Linked DNA regions of Homo sapiens: region 2 is linked to region 1. A link is a contact called in ENCODE Hi-C or POLR2A ChIA-PET data. All regions are on one chromosome and are shown on one strand. The core of a region is the stretch at or near the end of the contact, and the rest is flanking DNA. Distances in the headings are between cores, read along the strand shown.

What was found. Hi-C counts contacts between places; a loop is a spot of excess contacts on that map. ChIA-PET counts read pairs that join two places held with the same protein, here RNA polymerase II (POLR2A). Pooled maps may share reads with other maps.
Region 2: a pooled map shows a loop between it and region 1 (8-fold over the local background). The contact joins the promoter of FCHSD1 here to the enhancer-like site in region 1. A Hi-C loop is called at or near these places in 1 of 37 single-sample maps with no recorded cell type and 13 of 50 pooled maps. POLR2A ChIA-PET finds 5 or more read pairs at or near these places in 7 of 52 experiments (B cell, CD4-positive, alpha-beta T cell, K562 and 4 more).

Annotation. Positions count from the first base shown.
Region 1 is chr5:141,845,664-141,851,678 of GRCh38, forward strand. No RefSeq gene overlaps it. Among named protein-coding and RNA genes, the nearest start is that of PCDH1, 30 kb to the right of the region's middle. RefSeq lists silencers at 441-735, 4,013-4,262 and enhancers at 1,113-1,934, 2,691-3,247, 3,363-3,452, 3,806-4,362. Within about 2 kb of position 3,713, at least 40 of the 41 ENCODE cell types and tissues checked have a DNase peak (open chromatin) inside an H3K27ac peak, as active enhancers do; they include B cell, CD4-positive, alpha-beta T cell and OCI-LY7, where a contact is called at or near this core.
Region 2 is chr5:141,647,616-141,653,630 of GRCh38, forward strand. FCHSD1 (FCH and double SH3 domains 1) reads right to left here and starts at 3,803. Exons shown (of 20, transcript NM_033449.3): 1 at 3,733-3,803; 2 at 3,405-3,502; 3 at 2,744-2,789; 4 at 2,272-2,339; 5 at 1,780-1,921; 6 at 1,557-1,693; 7 at 1,342-1,405; 8 at 353-481. The coding sequence starts at 3,753. It overlaps ARAP3 (ArfGAP with RhoGAP domain, ankyrin repeat and PH domain 3), which reads right to left. Exons shown (of 33, transcript NM_022481.6): 33 at 5,787-6,015. RefSeq lists an enhancer at 1,825-2,403.

The sequences.
Region 1 (6,015 bases), core at 2,463-4,962:
TGGTAGAAGGAACTCCCACCCCCACCTTCACCCAGCTTTGTCTCCACCCACCCTCCCCCTTCACACCCCTGCTTCTCCTTCCCCTCCCCGACTGTCTTCTCCGGAACAATTCTGATTAGACTAAGTGACTAAGAGGTGGTTTCGGCCCGAACAGCCAATTAGGCCAGGAAGAAGAGAAAGTAGCTTCCCCAAGTCTTCCACCCCTACCCACCCACCCCCATCTGCCTTTTTCACCTAGACCAAGTATTCCTATCCCAAGACTACAGACTGTCAAGAAAGTTCCCTTGATTCTGCCCACTCCTTACTGCCCACTGTGCCCCGTTACCTGTGTCCAGACAGCCCCTAATCTACTGCTTAGTCCCCACCCTGAGCTCCTCCGTCCTCAGGGCCCGAATCCACTCACGTCTTCCTGGCAGGGTTGTAAGGAAAGGGTAGGGCTCTCCTTGGGAGGTTATCTTTCTAAGTCTCTTTATTTCTCTTTCTCCCTTCTCCCTCTCCCTCTCTCTCTCCTCTTCCTCTGGCACTTATTTCTAACATCCGTGGACCAGGCCTACTGGTTGCCATGGAGACGCACGGTGCAGCTGGATGGTGAGTGTGTGTGAGAGGAGCTGTGTGCGCTCTGCAGCAGGGGCGGGCGGCTGTGTGTGAAATGTATCCATGTTACAGGAAGCATTCTTTGAGGGGGAATCAGACAGGGATCCAGGCCGCCTCCTTGAAGTGAGACCCAGGCCAAGGGGGAAACTCTAAAAGGCCTAAGCCCCTAAACCCCTTGGTCATCTTCATCTGGGAAACATCCACCCCTTGGCCCCTGCAGGTCAGATACTAAATTCTGTTTCATCCAGGATCTGTAATGGCAGATTCTGGAGGGGCCCTAACCTGCCCCGCCTGCCCAAGAGGACTAGGAACCCCAGAACCCACTGGGAAAATAGCGGGCTGAGACCTGTCCTGAAACTGGGAGGGGGGTTGGGGGCAGCTATAGAACAGGTGGAAGATTAAGCTGGACAGATGGGCTGACTGATGAAGCCCACATCTCCCCAATATTACTCCAGGGGATGGGGTTGGAGGGGAAGGGGTTTGGCCCAGCAGGATGGAAACTCCCCTCCATTTTTTTCTTTTTTCTTGAGACCGAGATTCAATCTTGTTGCCCAGACAGGAGTGCAATGGTGTGATCTCGGCTCACCGCAACTTCCGCCTCCCAGGTTCAAGCGATTCTCCTGCCTCAGCCTCCCGAGTAGCTGGGATTACTGGCATGCGCCACCATGCTCGGCTAATTTTTTTGTTTGTTTGTTTGTTTGTTTTGAGACGGAGTCTCGCTCTGTCACCCAGGCTGGAGTGCAGTGGCGCAATCTCGGCTTACTGCAAGCTCCGCCTTCCGGGTTCACGCCATTCTCCTGCCTCAGCCTCCCGAGTAGCTGGGACCACAGGCGCCCGCCACCAAGCCTGGCTAATTTTTTTGTATTTTTAATAGAGACGGGGTTTCACCATGTTAGCCAGGATGGTCTTGATCTCCTGACCTCGTGATCCGCCCGCATCGGCCTCCCAAAGTGCTGGGATTACAGGCGTGAGCCACCGCACCCGGCTGTATTTTTTTTTTTAGTAGAGACGAGGTTTTTCCATGTTGATCAGGCTGGTCTCGAACTGCCCGCCTCAGCCTCCGAAAGTGCTGAGATTACAGGCGTGAGCCACCACACCCGGCCAACTCCCCTCCATTTCTACTCACTTTGCCCAGAAGGTTAGAAGAAAAGAAACCCAGGTAACTGCCCTGAGGAATCTTAGCATCTTAGAGTACTGTGGCTATGCTCTTTTCTCCCACTTCAGGGCCTTTGAAGGCAATTTCCCTGCAGTTTCCTTGTATCTGGAATGTTCTTTGCCAAGCTCTAAAACTTCAGGGTTATTTTTTTTTTTCTCTTTTTTGAGACAGGGTCTCACCTTGTTGCCCAGGCTGGAGTACACTGGCCAACCTTCAGGTTTCCTCAGGGAAGCTTCCCTGGCTGGGTAAAGCAGCCCCCTCCCCTCCCCCACCTCCAGTTATCCTCCTTCTTGTCCCACTGTTTGTTTCCTTCACAGCACTTTAACACAATCTATAATTATCTCATTTATTTGTTTATTGTCTGTCTTTTCCTCTAGAATGCAAGTTCCCAGAGAGAGAGAGTAGGCATCATGCCTGTCTTATTCAGCACCATAATGCTAGCACCTGAGACAGTGCCTGCCACTTAGTAGGTGTTAGACGTGTGATAAATAAAAAAGTGGACAAATTATCTCATTGAAGCCCCACAATAACCTTTGGTGATGGTAAGCACTATTATCCCCACCTTACAGAGGAAGAAACTGAGGCTCAGCCACCTACCCAAGGTCATGCCACTAGAAATAAGTACAGCCAAATTTCTAACGTAGGTCTCTCTGACTCCAAGTTTGATGGAAAGTGGGGACCATTCTTTTGTTTGTTTTCCGAGATGGAGTCTTGCTCTGCTGTCCAGGCTAGAGTGCAGTGGCACAATCTCGGCTCACTGCAACCTCTGCCTCCCGGGTTCAAATGATTCTCCTGCCTCAGCCTCCCAAGTAGCTGGGATTACAGGTGCGCACCACCGTGCCCAGCTAATTTTGATATTTTTAGTAGAGATGGGGTTTCCCCATGTTGGCCAGGCTGGTTTCGAACTCCTGACCTCGTGATCAGCCCACCTCGGCCTCCCAAAGTGCTGGGATTACAGGTGTGAGCCACCGCGACCAGCCAGGGACCATTCTTAACCAGCCTAAACTGCACCTGGTTCCTCTTCCTGTCTGCCTGTGTATCTCCACTCCCAACCCAGGCATCCCCAGAGAAACCTGGGGCAGGGAAGGGAGGAACACAGAATCTGGAAGAATGTAAATCTGACCTTTTCTTTTACAGGCTTAAAATCTGTAAATGGCTCCTCTCCAACCCCTCAATCCAAGCACTTTAAGTTGACCAGCAGGTCCTTAGTTCTGGCCCCTGCCTTCTTCTCCAACTTCTCCTGCCCTCCTGAGCCACCTCACCTCCTCCTCCACCTCCAGACCCTGGCACATACTCCTCCTCAGCCTGCAAGGCTGACCCCTTCCTCAGTAGCCTATCCCTCATTTGCCCTTTGAAACTCAGCTCTGGCACCACCCCTTCCAGAAAGCCTCTAGACTTTGGAGAGGACAGCGCCTTTAGGTCTCCTGCCAGAATTTCCGGCTCAAGGCAGGGCCGAACACAAGATGTGGTCATTGTTTACCTGTCTGCCTTTCCCACAGAGACTGTGTGTCATTCTTGGGGTCCAGTACCCTGTGCCGGTCTGGCACATGGGAGGGGCTCAGGAAATGTTTGTAGAATGAGTTAATCAACCAGTGACAGGATTCTGGTACCCAGTCGGCCACCACATCTCCTCCAACTTCCTTAACTCCAGACATCTTTTCCTGGGCTAGGCCTTAACAGAAGGAACTCCTCACCCTTCACTGTGGGGTCAAGTCAGGGGTGGAGACAATGCGGGCCCCTCCCCCGCTGATTCAGCGCCTCTCCTAATGAGGTGAGGCCTCAGGTTTAGGAAGGGTTGCCACACCCACTGGTAGGGGGAGGGTCTGTGATTCTGTAACTGGAGGATAGGTAGGGGGCTTCGGTTGTAGACTGAGTAGGGAGCTGACCTAAGCCGGTAGATTCAAGTACTGCCCGAGAGATCTCTGCCTTTCCGCCCCACACCCCAGTCACCCCGCGCCAGGCTCTCGGCGCGTCAGATCCCGGCCCTGCGTTCTTCATCTCCTGCCCCGCCACGCCCCCAACTGCAGATCCAACTCGGGTCTCTCCGAAAGCAGCAAGGAGCCTCGGGGTGGGCTCTATGCCCCGTGATGCTCCGCGTCTGGGAACGGATGAAGGGGTGCCAGCAACCCCCGCCGTCCCCGCTGTCGATCCGGGTTTACACGAGGCTCATCCGGGATTAGTCCCTGCGGTCGGCTAATCCCAGCGGCTGGACCGACCCCGGGGTCCGGAGCGAGGCCCACACAGTACCGGCCTAGGGAGCTAGGGCGCGGGTCGAGCAAAAGCGCGCGACGCTGGGCGGGTGTGGGGGTGGGGAGGGGCGGAGGAGGGAGCAACGCCCCGGGAGGCGGGGCCAGGAACCGGCTGATCCGGTCTCTGTTTTCCGACCTCTCCGGAGCGGGTGTTTACCCGGGAGCCGGACGGAGGAGGCCGGGGCCGGTCGAGCCCGGAAGGGGGGAGGGGAGCGCAGTCGGAGACCGAGGCTGAGACCTTTTCGGTTCCTTTCCCCTAAATCGACTTCCAACCCTCGTTCCTGAGCGTGGGAGAACGCGGCAGACAGACAGATGTCTCCCGCCCCTTATCCTATCCAGTTCCGCAATTCACACTCGTTGCCAAAGAGTGGGGAGCGGGAATGGATACACCCGGGAACGACTGCACGTCCTGCGGGCGCCCGGGGAAGAAGGCAGCGCAGCACAAAACCTCTCCTGCGGTCACCTCCCACCCCATCCTGCACCTGAGTTCTTGCGGGGAGGGGGTGCCCACAGCAGGTCGGGCCCAGAGGATCCGGCAGGGGTCACTTTGAGGTGTACGGACTAGGAGTCTATCCTCAGAACGCGTCAGCTCGACCCCATCCCCGATTAATACCAGTGCGGGTCTCAGTCTCTTGTCCCTCGCGTCCCCCAGCCCTCTCCAAGGCCTCCAGATTTAGCTCCCACTCTCCACGGGACGCAGGCCCGAGGACCCGGAAGAAGCTGAGTGGGGTCCGGTTTTCACACTTTTATTGTAAAGCTCGGGAATAATTACACGGGTCTTTCATTGACAGCTCAGCAAACAAACCGGAAACGAACCGAACCGGAGGGGGTAGGGGCGGTGCCTGCGCATGCTCGCGGCGGGGTGGGGGGGGGTGGGGGTGGGGGTGGGGGGGTCAGAGAAAGAGAAAGACAGAAAGAGACAGAAATCATTACAAATCAACGGGATTGTGCTCGCAGCGCCAGGGATGGGGTGGGGTGGGGCGGGGCGGGGGCCCTTCCCGGGAGGAGCGAGGCAGTGGGAAGTGGCACGAACCAAGAGAAACACGACCCCAATGTGGGCACCCGACGCGCCCAAAACCCCCCACCCCGACCCCCACCCCCCTACACACGAGAGAGACACGGCCCCCCTCCCCACTAGATAACCCGAGGAGACACAGTCTCCCCTCCCCATGGGCAGACACACCCGCCCGAAACCCCATGGGCGGGACACAGTCCCCCCTCCCAGAGAAGTCCCCAGTGGAGACGCCCCTTAAGAGACTTTCTCATGGCCAACACAAGCCCTCCCAACACCCGGAGACAGCCCCGACCCAGGGAAGAAATGGCTCCAGAGGCCCTACCCTCGGGAGAGAGAGGTATCCCAGGGCTCCTAGGAGAAAAGACAACTCAGAGATGCCCAGCCTCATCCTAAAGTGCTGCAGGGCAGAGAAACCCCCATAGGAGAGATGGGGGTAGGGCCAGAAACATCCCTTCCCAGACGTGTTTCAGAGATAGCCCCCTTCCCTGGGAAGAGAGATGGCCCGAAACTGACTTGCCTTAAGTACTCCCAGGAACCCTGGGAGGAAAACAGGCTCCCCAGAGAGCCTGGGTAATTGGGGGAGACATGCTCCCGTGGTCCTCAGCGGGAACACATGTCCCCCGGAGACTCCCAAGGGGAGAGATAGGGCCTAGAGAGACCCCAGAGGTGAGGGATGCCCAGAGAACTTCCCCCCACCCCGGAATGTGAAACATGCTTCAAGGACCCTAGGAGAGAAATATGTCCCCATATACCCTCCCCCTACGGAGAGACATGCCCTGAAGTAGGGGGATGGGGACCGACTAGGTCCCCTCTGGGAAGACACAGACTGGGTCAGGCTGGGTTTGAGGGGGGCTCTCCTCTGGCCAAATGTCGCCTATTGGTACATAAAACTGTACGCGACACAGGCATTGGGGAGGGGCTTCACAGACCTAGGACCCACAGGGATAGTCCCCAGTGCTGTCGCCAACCCCTGCCCACCTTTGGTTTCATCTCTCCAGTGC
Region 2 (6,015 bases), core at 2,553-5,052, 200 kb before region 1:
ATAGGAAGGAGAGAAGAAGACATTCTTCATGAGAAAGGCCCTCGTGTGCAGAGCACTTAGAAGTTTAAAACACGTTCACATCCATTCTCTCCTTTGAGCCCCACTAGTGCTATAAGATAGGCAGAGAAAGGGTTATCCCTGATGAGGAATCTGGGGTTCGGAAGAGTTTAAGTGTACTGTACAATGCCATGCAGCCAGCTAGGAGCAGAACCAGAGTGCATGTATGTATCATCTACTCACTCTAAACAGACAAGATCCCCTGCACCACCCACTGTCATGGGGATCAAGAAGCAGGGGGAGGTCCTCCTTTCCCTCCCTGCTGAGGGATAGGGGTGTCTGGGTTAAAACTGGCCTTGAGCAGAGCTGGCAGTTCCTCCTGGTAGTAATGGTCGAGGTGGGCATTGGTAGCCACCAAGTTAAGCAGGTACTCATTGCGGGCTGCTTGCAGCTGCTGGGAGTACTGGGCTGACTGGGCGGACAGCTAGGAGGGTAAACTGATGTCAATAGGAAGCCCTAGACCCCCAGAGTCCTTCCAAGACCAATTGAGAAGCCAGATCCAGAATGGATTCTCACATTATTGAGTGCTTACTATGTGCCTGGCACTACACTAAAAATGTTGCATACACACAACTCCTGCTCAAAATCTTCTAGTGCCTTCTGCACGCATTTAAAATAAAATCCACTGTTCCTTACCATGGTCCACCACGTTCAATATGAGCTGGCCCCCGCAATCTCTCTGACCTCTTTTCAAGCGCTTGTTCCCTTGCTCACAGTACTCCAGCCATACTGGCCCTCTCTCAGTTCCTCGAGCCTACAAAGTTATTCCCACCTCAGACCCTTTGCACTCACCATTTCTTCTCTCTGCAATGTTCTTCCCCTAGATCTTTGCAAGGCCAGCTCCTTCTTGACAGTTAGGCCACCTATTCAGAGAGGCCTCCCTCTAAATTCTACCCCCTTGTTATTCTTTATCATAGTACCTTGTTTTATTTTCATCTTAATCTAAGTATTTATTTGCTGTCTGTCTCTCTTAACCAGACTGTGAGGGCAGGAACTCCATTGGTAGTGTTCTCCACTGTATCCATAATGTCTAGAACAGTGCCTATTATATACAGATCCTCAATAAATGCATATTAAAGGACTGAAAAAGAAGGGTATTCTCTCCATTTTATAGAAGAAAATAAGGCTCACAGAGATCAAGTAAATTAACCAAGGTTACCCACCCAGGAAGTAGGAGAGCCTGGATTCAACCCAGTCTTTCATACATATGCACCTATGTTCCAAACCACTAGACTACTCTGCCTCCCTCTTCCCTGCCCCCACTCATGCCCTCATCCCTCGAACCTTGGTGCTCAGTTTCTGGAGACTGGTCCGAGAGTGGAAGATCCCATGGTCACTTCGGTTTAGCCTGTGCAGATGAGAGAAAGGAGTCAGGCCCACCCCAAGTGGGAGAATATGAGATCAGAGTCAGGCCCAGCTTTGGTGACTTGGCTCCACCCCTAGACAGCCCCACCTCCCTGTTCCCCAACCTTGGGCTTCCTCACTCTCCATGACCCCACCTGGCCTGGACATCAGCCGCCTTCTCCTGTGCCAAGGCCCACACACGTTCCCGCTGCCCATACAGCTTCCGACTTCGGCTCAGCTCCCGGACAGACTGCAGCACCTCAGCCTGCGCCCTCTGGAGGTTCTCTGTTCCCTATTGGGATGCATACACAAAGTCCTTACCTAGACCACCTTTGGTCCCAAGCCAGCTCTTCCTTCACCCCAACCTCTGAGCCATACCTTCCTAAGCACCTGCTCCTTGGCGCTCCGCCCTGTACCCCCTGCTAGGTCACGGTATCGGTCAGACGCCTGGAGTCGGGTTTGGCCCCCAGCCACGGTGGCATCCAGCAGGCAGCGCCAGGCACCGAACACTGTCCTGCCCCTCCCCAGAGAAGGTCTGTGTTGAGGAGGAGAGCACTCCACAGCTTCATGAGACCACCCCCACCCCCTGCCCCCTGACCAACACCATGGGAGACAGAGTGCTTTCCCATCCTCCCTTGTCTGGGAGCCCATCAATCGATCAGCCCATTAGCTCAGCCACAAGCCTCACTCCTGCCCTCCACCCCACCCACAGTGTCCTTGCTGGGTCAGCTCCTCTGCTGCTGCTGTGTCAGCTCTACCTACAGCTCACGTGCCTTCCCCACTTGCTAGGCCTTCATCCCCACAGGTTCCTGGGGCTGAGCTCCCCATCACTTTTTGGCCTCTGTGGCCCTCCCCCTCCATAGGGCCCACCTGCTGTCCATCTCACCGCTCCGGTGCCCTTCCCTCTTCAGGAATGGGCCAGCCAGTTTCTGGAGTGCCTGGTGAAAAAGCCATCACAGAACCAAGTTCCCTTTCAAAGACCCACCCCAACTGGCAGAATATGACATCAGAGTATAATCATACCATTCTTTGGGTACATTATGTGCCACTTGCTTTGCTAAATGCCTTATAGTCATTAATTTGTTTAATCCTTACAACAACCCTACATGAAGGTAAGGTATTATTATTATTCCCATTTCACAGAGAAAGAAACTGAGGTCAAGAAAGGTTAAGTAACTTGTCCAAGGTCACATGGCTATAATTACACAGCAGGGATCTGACACCAGTCTGCTTGACTCTAGGCATCTGCTCTTGACCACAATAGGGATAGGTATGGACAGACATTACTGGTGATATAAGAGAGGCTGGAACAAGAGGTAAGGTCCAGAGAAAAGTCCCATACCTGCCCATACTCCCGTTCAATGGCTGCCCTCTGCTTGCTGTAGGATCTGCGGAGATTGCAGGTCGGGGGTGAGGTGGGGGATAAGGTTATGTTTGGTCCTGTTCTCCCATCCTCAGTCCTCTACTCTGGGCAGGAGGGAGCGGTTGGGGGGAGCCAGGTTCCTAGAGTGTAACTACACCCAGAGGGAATGGGACTGATGGGAGTCCTTGAGATCACCTCGGGCAGCTGCAACACAGGAAACCCTCACCTTACTGCCCCGGGCCCCAGCAGGATCCTCCCCACCCCAGAGGTTCATCTGTAGGCTTAGAGGTGAAGACTGATGGGGGCCTGGGTACGATGTCTGCCAGCCTTCCAACAGGTCTGGAAGAGGGAGAGGGATTCTGCCCTAAGGTTGATTGTGGGGTTGGGGGCAGTGGTGTGGAGTCAAGGGCTTTGAGGGAGGGTTCCTGTGTGTTTATGTGGGTGGGAGGGGGTTGGGAGGGGTTAGGTGGGGGAGCATTCCTATCCAGTATCTGGAGAGGCCAGGCCTAGGGTGAGGGCTGTGGATGGGTCGGCTGGGGAGCTCTTGGCCCCTGTTCCTCCACCCCAGCACATGTATATTGGGGAGAAGTGGCGCACAACGACGAAGGTGAGTGTAAATGAAGGGGGTTGGGGGAGCTACCTGATGTCCTCCAGCAGATCCGCCTCCCTCTGCTGCCAGGTCTGAAGGATGCTCAGCTGTTCCAGGAAGCGAAGCTTCACCTCCTGGGCCGGCTTCACCTGTGGGGGCAAAGAGAGGATGAAGACCCCAGCGCAAGGACCTAAAAAACACTCCGCGCAGGGAGCGGTGAGGGGGCGGGGCCGGGGGGGTGCTGAGCTCTTTCCTCTGTTACTTCTGGTTTGGGGTCTGACCCCTTCCGACTTCCCGTCTCCTACCACAAGTCGGATGCCCCCTTAGCTCCCTCCGTTCCCCCAGCCCGCCAGGAGTCCCCATTCAGGGCCAAGCTCACTTTTCGGGGCGGCGGCTGCATCTCCGCTCCAGCAAGGCGGTCAGCCACTGGACTCCGGAACTGGAGGAAGCCCCGCCCACTATGGAGCCCCGCCCCAGGCCAGGTCAGGCCCCGCCCTCTGCCCGCCCACGACTTGTCCGGCGACGTCGCAGGGCGCGGAAGCGAGAGGGGGCCACCGAGAAACTAAACCTGTTACTGCTGCGAATACGCCGGCAGGGTCCGGGTGGCGGGGCGGGCGGGGCGGACGCAGCGTCCGCTGGGCGGTGGGAAGAACCCCAGGCATCTGAGTCAAGACGCCTAAGTTCTATTTGTAGTGTAACCACTGATTCAGCCTGTAATTATTGATAATTATTCATTTGCATATGTAGATCCCCAGTCCCCGAGCTAATGATGAGGAATGGAGAGGAATTCAGTGTGTGACCAGGGAAACTGAGTCACTGGGCACCTGAGCAAAGATGCATCTGACGAAGAGAGGGCTGGTCCCAGACCTTTTCCTAATTCCCGCTTAACTGGAAAAGCCAGCGTGAGCGGGGTGAGAAAGATGCCTGGATCCAGGAAGGAACCAGGCCCAAAGGGAAAAAGACTTGGCCCCACTGAAAACTAAACGATACCAGTGAGTCGGCGAGAGCTGGGAGATGCGCAGGAAGCCCCTGCCACCTTTAGGATCTTCCAGCCCTAGCACTGCTTCCTGAGGAGCCTCTCCCCAATTCCTCATCCTCCTCACCTAAGCTTCTTTGGCTCAGGCACCTGTCCCAGTACCCCTGACATGTCTCAAAACTCCAGATTCACATTCCAACTCCCCACTGACACCTCTGCTAGTATATCTAATAGGAACCTCAACTTTTAAAGCTTTTAAACCTCCTTCAACCTGATCCTCCCCCCGTAACGTTTTAAATGGCACCGCATTTCCTCCAGTCAGTTAAGTCAGAAACCCAGAGTCAATGTGCCTTCTCCTACCCCTACATTCTATCCATCAGTAAGTCCTACAGGTTCTATTTCAAACAACAATAAACAAACAAAAACCTCTTGATCCACTTCCCTCAATTTCCAAGACCACCATCCTAGTCCAAGCCCCCATTATTAGACTTCTGGTCTAATATCTGATCTCCTTGCTTCCACACTGCCCTCACCCCAACCCACTGTTCACACAGCACTCAGAGTGATCAACCTTTTTTTTCTTTTTTAAAGGGAAATAAGATCTCATAATTTACTTGCTTAAAATGCACTTGCTTCAGAATAAAATCCAAATAGAATCCATGGCCTTCAAGGCTACGCATGGAAGACCCTGCTGGTCTTTCTTACTTCAGCCTGTACTCTCCTCCCACTGTCTGCTCACTGTGCTCCAGCCTCTTTGCTGTTCCCTCAGTAGACCAAGTCCCTTCCAATGCAGAGTTCTTCATGCCTGCTTTCTTTCTCCAGAATCTCCTCCTTCCAGCGTTCCATCTGTCGCCTCCAACAGCTTCTTTCCCTTACTTTGCAACTCTTCACAGATGCCTTCCCCATCCACCCATCCAAAGACCATCTCCACAATCACTCTTTTTTTTTTGAGATGGAGTCTTGCTCTGTTGCCAGGCTGGAGTGCAATGGTGCAATCTCGGCTCACTGCAACCTCCACCTACCAGGTTCAAGTGATTCTTCTGCTTCAGCCTCCCGAGTAGCTGGGATTACAAGCACGTGCCACCACAACCAGCTAATTTTGTATTTTTAGTAGAGACAGGGTTTCACCATCTTTGCCAGGATGGTCTCAAACTCCTGACCTCAGGTAATCCATCCCCCTCAGCCTCCCAAAGTGCTGGGATTACAGGTGTGAGCCACTGCGCCTGGCCTCCACAATCACTCTTCAAGCTCATCACTTTGGTTCAGTTTCTTCACAGCACTAAACTCACTTGTTCAAGTACTGGTTTATGTGTTTATTTGCTATTTTCTGTTCCCCTCCACAACGGAGGATTCATAAGAGCAGGGGCCCTGTTTGTTTTGTTCATGCTATATCCCCAGACCTGGCACCAATTAGGTGCACAATACATATTTGTTGAATGAATGAATGAGAATGGTAGTCTTTTGGTTCCCAGGTTTATTGACAATTACTCATCTATTTTTGACTCCCCGAGTCCCAGCTCCCAAACTCGCTCTCCCTACTCCAGGCTTCACGGTAGTCCCAGAATGTAGGAAGTGGGACAGGATAGACTTTAACATCACCCAGGCCTCTGGTTTCCAAAGCATTTTTTTTCTTTAATGCAGTAAAACCATTCCTTTAAAACCCAAAATCTCTCATGGAACCCCTAC